2 separate regions of the Homo sapiens genome follow, and region 2 is linked to region 1. A link is a contact called in ENCODE Hi-C or POLR2A ChIA-PET data. All regions are on one chromosome and are shown on one strand. Each heading gives the region's core, a stretch centred on a gene start or an enhancer-like site at or near the end of the contact. The rest is flanking DNA. Distances are from core to core; before and after follow the strand shown.

Region 1 (4,245 bases), core at 638-3,137:
CTGGTCTCAAATTTCTGGCCTCAAGTAATTACCTCTTTTTATTTTTATTTATTTATTTTTGAGACAAAATCTCACTCTGCCGCCCACCTGGAGTGCAGTGGCACGATCTTGGCTCACTGCAACCTCTGCCTCCTGGGTTCAAGCAATCCACCTGTCTCAGTCTCCCAAAGTGTTGAGATTACAGGCATGAGCCACCATGCCTGTCCAGGTGATTACCTCTTAAACCTGTGCTTTCAATTTATATTCTCTTCAAGAGCAACCATTATCTCTTAATCTACTGACAACTGGGGAGAAAAGAGAATGCATAATCATACCCAGAAACCACCCACGGTTCTGCATGCTGATCAGAGATATTGAAAAGGCGGCATCCAAGGTTCTCAACATCCTCTAGCCGCCCTTCTCGTGCCAGTAGGTAGCCATATACATCCATTCCTAGAAGAGAAGGACATAGTGAGAAGAGGTGTTTTAAGAAGAGAAGCAGGGGTCCCACATACAGGAGTAGCACCCAACATCAGACCCCATGCTGAGGCCCCAGCTCCTGCAGGGGCTAAGCCCTTTCCACCATCACAGGCTCCTCCAACTACTATTTCCAGTTTCCTACAAAGTGACTATTAAAATGCAAAACCCAGGTTGGGCACAGTGGCTCACACCTGTAATTCCAGCACTTTAAGAAGCCGAGGCAGGTGGATCACGAGGTCAGGAGATCGAGACCATCCTGGCTAACACGGTGAAACCTCATCTCTACTGAAAATACAAAAAATTAGCCGGGCATAGTGGCACGCGCCTGTAATCCCAGCTACTTGGGAGGCTGAGGCAGGAGGATCACTTGAACCAGGGAGACAGAGGTTGCAGTGAGCCGAGATCACGCCACTGCACTGCCTGGGTGACAGACTGAGACTCTGTCTCAAAAAAAGAAAATGCAAAACCCAGCTGGGCGTGGTGGCTCACACCTGTAATCCTGGCACTCTGGGTGGCAGAGGCAGGAGGATCACCTGGGCCCAGGAGTTCAAGACCAGCCTGGGCAATATGGTGAGACCCTGTCTCTAAAGAAATTTTAAAATATCAGCCAAGTGGCCAGGTGCAGTGGTTCATGCCTGTAAACCCAGCACTTTGGGAGGCCAAGGAGGGCAGATCACGAGGTCAGGAGTTCGAGACTAGGCTAACAGGTGAAACCCCATCTCTACTAAAAATACAAAAATTAGCTGGGCATGGTGGCGTGTGCCTGTAATCCCAGCTACTCAGGAGGCTGAGGCAGGAGAATCGCTTGAATCAGGGAGGCGGAGGTTGCAGTGAGCCAAGATCGTGCCACTGCACTCTAGCCTTGGCTACAGAGCGAGACTCCGTCTCAAAAAAAAAAAAAAAAAAAAAAAGAAAAAAAAAAGAAAAAAGAAGGGCCAGGCGCGGTGGCTCATGCCTGTAATCCCAGCACTTTGGGAGGCTGAGGCAGGTGGATCACGAGGTCAGGAGTTCAAGACCAGCCTGGCCAAGATGGTGAAACCCCGTCTCTACTAAAAATACAAAAAATTAGCCAGGCACAGTGGCAGGCGCCTGTAATACCAGCTACTCGGGAGGCTGAGGCAGGAGAATTGCTTGAACTCAGAGGGCGGATGTTGCAGTGAGCCGAGATTGCACCACTGCACTCCAGCCTGGGCAACAGAGTAAGACTATGTCTAAAACATAAAATAAAATAAAGTAAAATAAAATAGAAAGAAAAAAAAATTAGCCAAGCACAGTGGCACATGCCTGTGGTCCCAGCTACTCAGGGGGCTAAGGCAGGAGGATTGCTTGAGCCCAGGAGGTCAAGGCTGCAGTGAGCTATGTTTGTGCCACTCCCGCCTGAGTGACAGAGTGAGACCCTGTCTCTAACAACAAAACCAAAACCAAAACCAAAGGAGGCCGGGCACGGTGACTCATGCCTATAATCCCAGCACTTTGGGAGGCCGAGGTGGAAATTCAAGACCAGCCTGGCCAAGATAGTGAAACCCCATCTCTACTAAAAATACAAAAACTAGCCAGGCGTGGTGGCACACACCTGTAATCCCAGCTACTCAAGAGGCTGAGGCAGAAAATTGCTTAAACCAGGAGGTGGAGGTTGCAGTGAGCCGAGATTGCACCACTGCACTCCAGCCTGTGAGACTCTGTCTCACAAAAAAAAAACAAAAAAAAACAAAAAAAACAAAAAACCAAAGGAGCAGAACAACCTACCTCACAATTTGAAAGCCTGCTATTTTCAGGAAGTGCTTGTCCTTCTATCCTGTGGTGTGATACACAGCTACCCTAACCCAACCAGAAAAGGCCCAAAAAAGGCATCAACTAAGGTCTCTCTTCCCAGAGTTCTAGACCATCAGAAATACACTGCTGAAAAGCCAATCAGTCTCAGAAAAAGTTGGCCTATTCCAGAAAAAAGCTTGTAGTTCTATCCAGAATGCAGTTCATTAAAGATCACTGCCTCGGGCTGGGTGCAGTGGCTCAGGCCTGTAATCCCAACACTTAGGGAGACTGAGGCGGGTGGATTACCTAAGGTCAGGAGTTGCAGACCAGCCTGGCTAACATGGTGAAACCCCCGTCTCTTCTAAAAAAATACAAAAATTAGTTGGGTGTGGTGGCGGGCGCCTATAATCCCAGCTACTCGGGAGGCTGAGGTGGGAGAGTCACTTTAACCAGGAGGCGGAGGTTGCAGTGAGCAGAGATTGTGCCACTGCACTCCTGCCTGGGCGACAAGAGTGAAACTCCGTCTCAAACAAACAAATAAAAAATCACTGCCTCTCCGCAGCCCCCGCTTTATTCTCACCCACATTCTATAAAAAGGGACCTATGCTCACTGTTACCCATCTCTTGCCACCATTCTCTTCCATCCCTTGCTATCCCTTCAGATTCCCATGAAAATTCCTCTCAAGCCAAGATTACTGCAATGCTCCTGCTAGCCCCTGGGCCTGGGTCTGAGATTCCAAGCTGCCATTGCCATTCCAAGCTGCCAGCTGTTGCCAGACTAGTATTTCTAAAACATCATTTTCATCATGGGTGCAGGCAGCTTGGAGAAGAGGAATAAGCACTTGAGGTGAGGGGAGATCTTGTGCAAACAAATCCATCCTTCTAGATCTGCTTCCTCATCTAAACGCTTGGGATGGCCCCTTCCCAGCTCCATCATTCCCCTGGCTTAAGAGCTCATAAGACTGTTTATTGTCACAAGGCCCTGTTTTTCTGATGGCCTTTTTTGGACCTTTACAAATAGACAGCATATCTATCTGACCTTATTTCCCACTATTCCTGAGAACTCACTGCCAGTGTCCTAACTGCCATCTGTTGGAGGTCCCTGTGAAGATTACCCTTCACCTGCAATCTTTTTCAAGATCAGTGATTTTTCTGTTGTTCACGCCTAATTACTGCCTTTAATCACCTTATCCCTTTCTTATTCCTTTTTAATTATACTAAGGACATGGCAAAACAAAATTCCCTAAAAGGATATTATGGTTTTAGGGATGCCATCCAAATTCTCAGTCAGGCACACCATAAATTTATAAGTCATAAGGAGGAGCTATGACCCCCTCAAAAGAAAAAAAGCCAAATAATGATCTGTGGGGAGAAGACACTTGAATTCAAGCAAAAACAGCTGCTCAAATGGTATTACCTAAGCGTTAGAGACATGTGTCATGACCTAAAAAAAGTAAAAGACTAGTATAAGTTTTATACACCATTTCTATGAAACTTGGTATCGAGTATTAATGCTGCATATTCTCCCTATTATCTCTGATCCCCCCCAACAACAGCCACTGTCTTCCTGCCCCAAGAATTACTTACCTTTTATCAGATAAGGATCCAACATCTGTGCCTGTTCAAACTTGAGGACAGAGTTTTTATTGTCTCCAGCTCTGAAGTACAGATCTGCCAAGCTTCCCAATAGGTCCACGTTATCTCGCAATAAGGATTTTTTCTCTAGTGAACTTTAAGATATTTATTAAACATTGAACCTTTAAATCTATTATAAATCCTCTTAGTTGCTGAATCTGGATGATTGGTCATACAGATACTATTTTCTTTTGCATAAATATAAAATTCTTCGTAATAAAAAACTTTAAGCTTATGACTTTAAAAAAAGTTATATAGGACAGGATAGCAAAAACAAAGAATAAAGCAGAAGTCTCTCAGTACCAACAAATAACTCTGTGGTTGCAGTTCTTCAGAACACAACATACGCTACATGGTGTTAAAGGTAATGTCATTCACAAGTGACACCTATTTATTACT
Region 2 (4,245 bases), core at 1,203-3,702, 47 kb after region 1:
AGGTGGGGAAGGATGAAAAGTGTGAGCCCCACGTGGTGACAAAGACAGTTTGGCTGGGGGAATCCTGGGGGCCAGCACCCCCCTCCATTGGCCACACCTGCTGCTGCCAGGGCAGTGGAGTAGGGCGTGCCAGGATGAGATGGGGCTTGGGCCCCTTTTAAGGCCAGGGGAACCCTCCCAGGCCCCACTATGGGAGGCCAGAGGGAACAGTGAAGCAGAGAGGGCGCCCCCAAACCAAAAGCCCAGAGAGCAATGTCCCCACCACCAACGGAGTGGGGACGCAGCAGGTGCAGGGTGCGGCTAAGTGAGATGCTAGCCTTGTCCAGGAGGGCATGTGTGTATGCGTGGGTGGGCGGGGGGAGCTGGGAACTGAGGCCAGGGGAAAACTGCTCCCCACTCAGCCCATGGGAGCCCTGCAGTGGCTGGTGTGCTGCGTAGTGTGGTGGTGTGGGCACAGGTGGAAGATGGGGGTGGCGGCCAGAGGCGGTGGTGATGGTGGGCCTGCGGAAGGGGCGAGGGCGGTGGGAGCGGAGCAAAGCTGTCCAGTCCCAGAAGGCAGCTGCTCCTCCAGTGAGGAGCAGGCGGCACGCACGGTTCACTGCTCCTCCTCCGAGGACTCTTGCGAGATGCCCTCCTCTTCCTACTTCTCCAGTTTTTTGGGTCTGCCCCTTGGTTTCCTTCCTGGAGTTATGGTGGTTTTCCGGGTCTTGGCGGCACCCTTGTTTTTGCTTCCCTTTGGTTGGCCCCGAGGTCTCTTAGGTGTTGGCACTTCGCTGGGCTCCTTCTGACTCCCTACAAGCGCTGTCCCAGGACTCATCGGAGGCTGCTTGCGCGGCCTGCCCCGGCCCCGCTTCTCAGTGCCCTCCTTTTCCTGCTTGGAGGCCAAGGGCTGGCTGGACTTCGAGCTCGACTCGCTCATCTTCCCTTCTCTAAGGAGCAGGTGAAAGAGTGATGGCTGGGATGCTTCTTGGAACCGCGCCAGCGCGAGAAATAGCCCTGGCTCGGAGTCCCAATTAGAGGACGGCTGAACTATTTTCAGTGTGTGCGTGTGTGTGTGTGTGTGTGTGTGTGTGTGTGTGTTCCCAGCATTCAACAATATGAAGTTGAGTTGCTTGATCAAAAATAATAAAATCTGGAGGCTGGGAGCAGTGGCTCACGCCTGTAGTCCTAGCACTCTGAGAGGCTGAAGCAGGAGGATCACTTGAGCCCAGGAGTTCGAGATCAGTGTGGGCAACATGGTGAGACCCCATCTTTATTTAAAAAAAAAAAAAAAAAAAAAAAAAGGCCGGGCGCGGTGGTTCACACCTGTAATCCCAGCACTTCAGGAGGCCGAGGCGGGTGGATCACGAGGTCAGGAGATTGAAACCATCCCGGCTAACACGGTGAAACCCCGTCTCTACTAAAAATACAAAAAATTAGCCGGGCGTGGTGGCGGGCGCCTGTAGTCCCAGCTACTCGGGAGGCTGAGGCAGGAGAATGGCATGAACCAGGGAGGCGGAGCTTGCAGTGAGCCGAGATGGTGCCACTGTACTCCAGCTTTGGCGACAGAGTGAGACTCCGTCTCAAAAAAAAAAAAAAAAAAAAAAAAAAAAAAAGAAGGGGAAGAAAATAAAAATCTGAGAACTATTACTAAATTACCTTGTCTAAAAAGTCAACATTATAATTGTTTTTAATGTCAGCATTACATTTCAATTAAAGCTGTATTTTAAAGTTCATACTATTGGACCGGGCGTGGTGGCTCACGCCTGTAATCCTAGCACTTTGGGAGGCTGAAGCGGGTGGATCACCTGAGGTCAGGAGTTTCAGACCAGCCTGGCCAACATGGTGTAACCTTGTCTCCACTAAAAATCCACAAATTAGCTGGGCATCGTGGCGCACGCCTGTAATCCCAGCTATTTGGGAGGCCGAGGCAGGAGAATCGCTTGAACCTAGGAGGTGCAGGTTGCAATGAGCTGAGATTGCGCCACTGCAATCCAGCCTGGGTGACAGAGCAAGGCTCTATCAAAAAAAAAAAATCAGACTATATTCATGTATAATTTATAATAAATCATTTGGAAATTGTCCTCTTGCATATATTAAAAAACAAAATATAACAAAACAAAACACCTACCACGATAAAGTCCCAAGGGGAAATGGTCCAGAAGCTAGTTCCAGCGCCTGTGGCCCGTGCGCCCCCTGCTGGCAGTAACGGAACTGGGAACAGGACCCAGAGTAAGCTGGTTTTCTATCATGATGGTTCCACAATTAAAAAAAAAAAAAAAAAAGGGGCCGGGCACGGTGGCTCACGCCTGTAATCCCAGCACTTTGGAGGGCCAAGGCGGGCGGATCACGAGGTCAGGAGATCGAGACCATCCTGGCTAACACGGTGGTCTCTACTAAAAATACAAAAAAGTTAGGGGGGCGTGGTGGCGGGCGCCTGTAGTCCCAGCTACTCGGCAGGCTGAGGCAGGAGAATGGCGTGAACCCGGAAGGCGGAGCGAGGCGGAGCTTGCAGTGAGCCGAGATCGCGCCACTGCTCTCCAGCCTGGGAGACAGAGCGAGACTACGTCTCAAAAATATATATATATCTATATAGATCTCTACAGATATCTAGATATCTATCTATATATATAGATATTTATCTATAGATATATCTACATATCTATATATAGATCTATATATCTACATATCTATATATAGATATATCTATATAGCTCTATATATCTACATATCTATATATAGATCTATATCTATCGATCTATATATCTAGATATATAGATCGATAGATCTATATCTAGATACATATCTAGATATATAGATCGATAGATCTATCTCTAGATATCTATAGATATCTCTAGATATCTAGATATGTCTATAGATATATATACATACATACATATATTTGGCTGGGCGCGGCGGCTCACGCTTATGCCAGCACTTTGGGAGGCCAAGGCAGGCGGATCACTTAAGGTCAGAAGTTTAAGACCAGCCTGGCCAACGTGGTGATATGTTTAAAATAAAATTTTTTTTTCTTTTTTGAGACAGGGTCTCAACTCTGTCGCCCAGGCTGGAGTGCAGTGGTGCGATCATGGCTCATAGCAGCCTCGACCTCTAGCCACCAGGCCTGGCCCCAAACCTGTAATCTTGAAATGAATCAGGGTGGCTTTCTCTCCTTTCTGACATGTCTGTAACCCCTGTGGCAGAAGTTCCAACCCAAACACCAAAACTCTGATTCTGGGTTAAGAATTTTAATTTAGGACAGGTGCAGTGGCTCATGCCTGTAATCCCAGTGTTTGGGAGGCTGAGGTGGGTGGATCACTTGAGTCCAGGAGTTTGAGACCAGCCTGGACAACACAGCAAAACCTTGTCTTGCTGGGCGCTGTGACTCACACCTGTAATCCCAGGACTTTAAGAGGCCGAGGTGGATGGATCACTTGAGGTCAGGAGTTTGAGACCAGCCTGGCCAATATGGTGAAGCCCCGTCTCTACTAAAAATACAAAATTAGCCAGGCGTGGTGGCACAAGCCTGTAATCCCAGTTACTCAGGAGGCTGAGGCAGGAGAATAGCTTGAACCTGGAAGGCAGAGGTTCCAGTGAGCCAAGATTGCACCACTGCACTCCAGCCTGGGAGACAGAGAGAGACTCAGTCTCAAAAAAAAAAAAAAAAAGCAAAAAACAAACCAAACCAAAACAAAAAACACAAAAAAACATGATACCCCATCTCTACCAAAAATACAAAATTAGCTGGGCCTGGAGATGTGTGCCTGTAGTCCCAGCTACTGGGGAGGCTAAGGCGAGAAGATTGTTTGAGCCCAAGAGGTCGAGGCTGCAGTGGGCCGTGTTCATGCCACTGCACTCCAGCCTGGGCAACAGTGATACCCTGTTTCAAAAACAAACAAACAAACAAATTTTAATTAAACAAACAAAACCCCCCACGACACACCACCACCACTCTTTTGGCTTCAGGACTGTCCTTCTGTTTATCTATGGAGTAGGTTTTCACATATCCATTCCTTTTGCTGTGTGAACTGTGGTATTTAGCTAGCTTGTAATTCAAGTCTTTAAACAGATGCTCAAGAGCATTTAACCCACATATTAAAATCATATATTCACCCGTAAAAACAAAATGCAAATACTCTAATCATTCAAGTACTACCATAAACTCTAGGTTTTTTTTTTTTTTTTTGGAGATGGAGTCTCACTCTCTTGCCCAGGCTGGAGTGCAGTGGTGCAATCTCCACTCACTGCAAGCTCCGCCTCCCAGGT

What was found. Hi-C counts contacts between places; a loop is a spot of excess contacts on that map. ChIA-PET counts read pairs that join two places held with the same protein, here RNA polymerase II (POLR2A). Pooled maps may share reads with other maps.
Region 2: a map of OCI-LY7 shows a loop between it and region 1 (5-fold over the local background). The contact joins two enhancer-like sites. A Hi-C loop is called at or near these places in 3 of 168 maps with a recorded cell type or tissue (K562, OCI-LY7 and posterior vena cava), 3 of 37 single-sample maps with no recorded cell type and 9 of 50 pooled maps. POLR2A ChIA-PET finds 5 or more read pairs at or near these places in 27 of 52 experiments (A549, A673, AG04450 and 21 more).

Annotation. Positions count from the first base shown.
Region 1 is chr12:110,382,529-110,386,773 of GRCh38, forward strand. It overlaps ANAPC7 (anaphase promoting complex subunit 7), which reads right to left. Exons shown (of 11, transcript NM_016238.3): 6 at 3,799-3,941; 7 at 315-432. Among named protein-coding and RNA genes, the nearest start is that of ANAPC7, 19 kb to the right of the region's middle. RefSeq lists an enhancer at 2,213-2,272. Within about 2 kb of position 1,888, at least 3 of the 41 ENCODE cell types and tissues checked have a DNase peak (open chromatin) inside an H3K27ac peak, as active enhancers do; they include GM12878, where a contact is called at or near this core.
Region 2 is chr12:110,429,364-110,433,608 of GRCh38, forward strand. It overlaps the pseudogene HMGA1P3. Among named protein-coding and RNA genes, the nearest start is that of ARPC3, 19 kb to the right of the region's middle. RefSeq lists an enhancer at 2,374-2,483. Within about 2 kb of position 2,453, at least 18 of the 41 ENCODE cell types and tissues checked have a DNase peak (open chromatin) inside an H3K27ac peak, as active enhancers do; they include GM12878, where a contact is called at or near this core.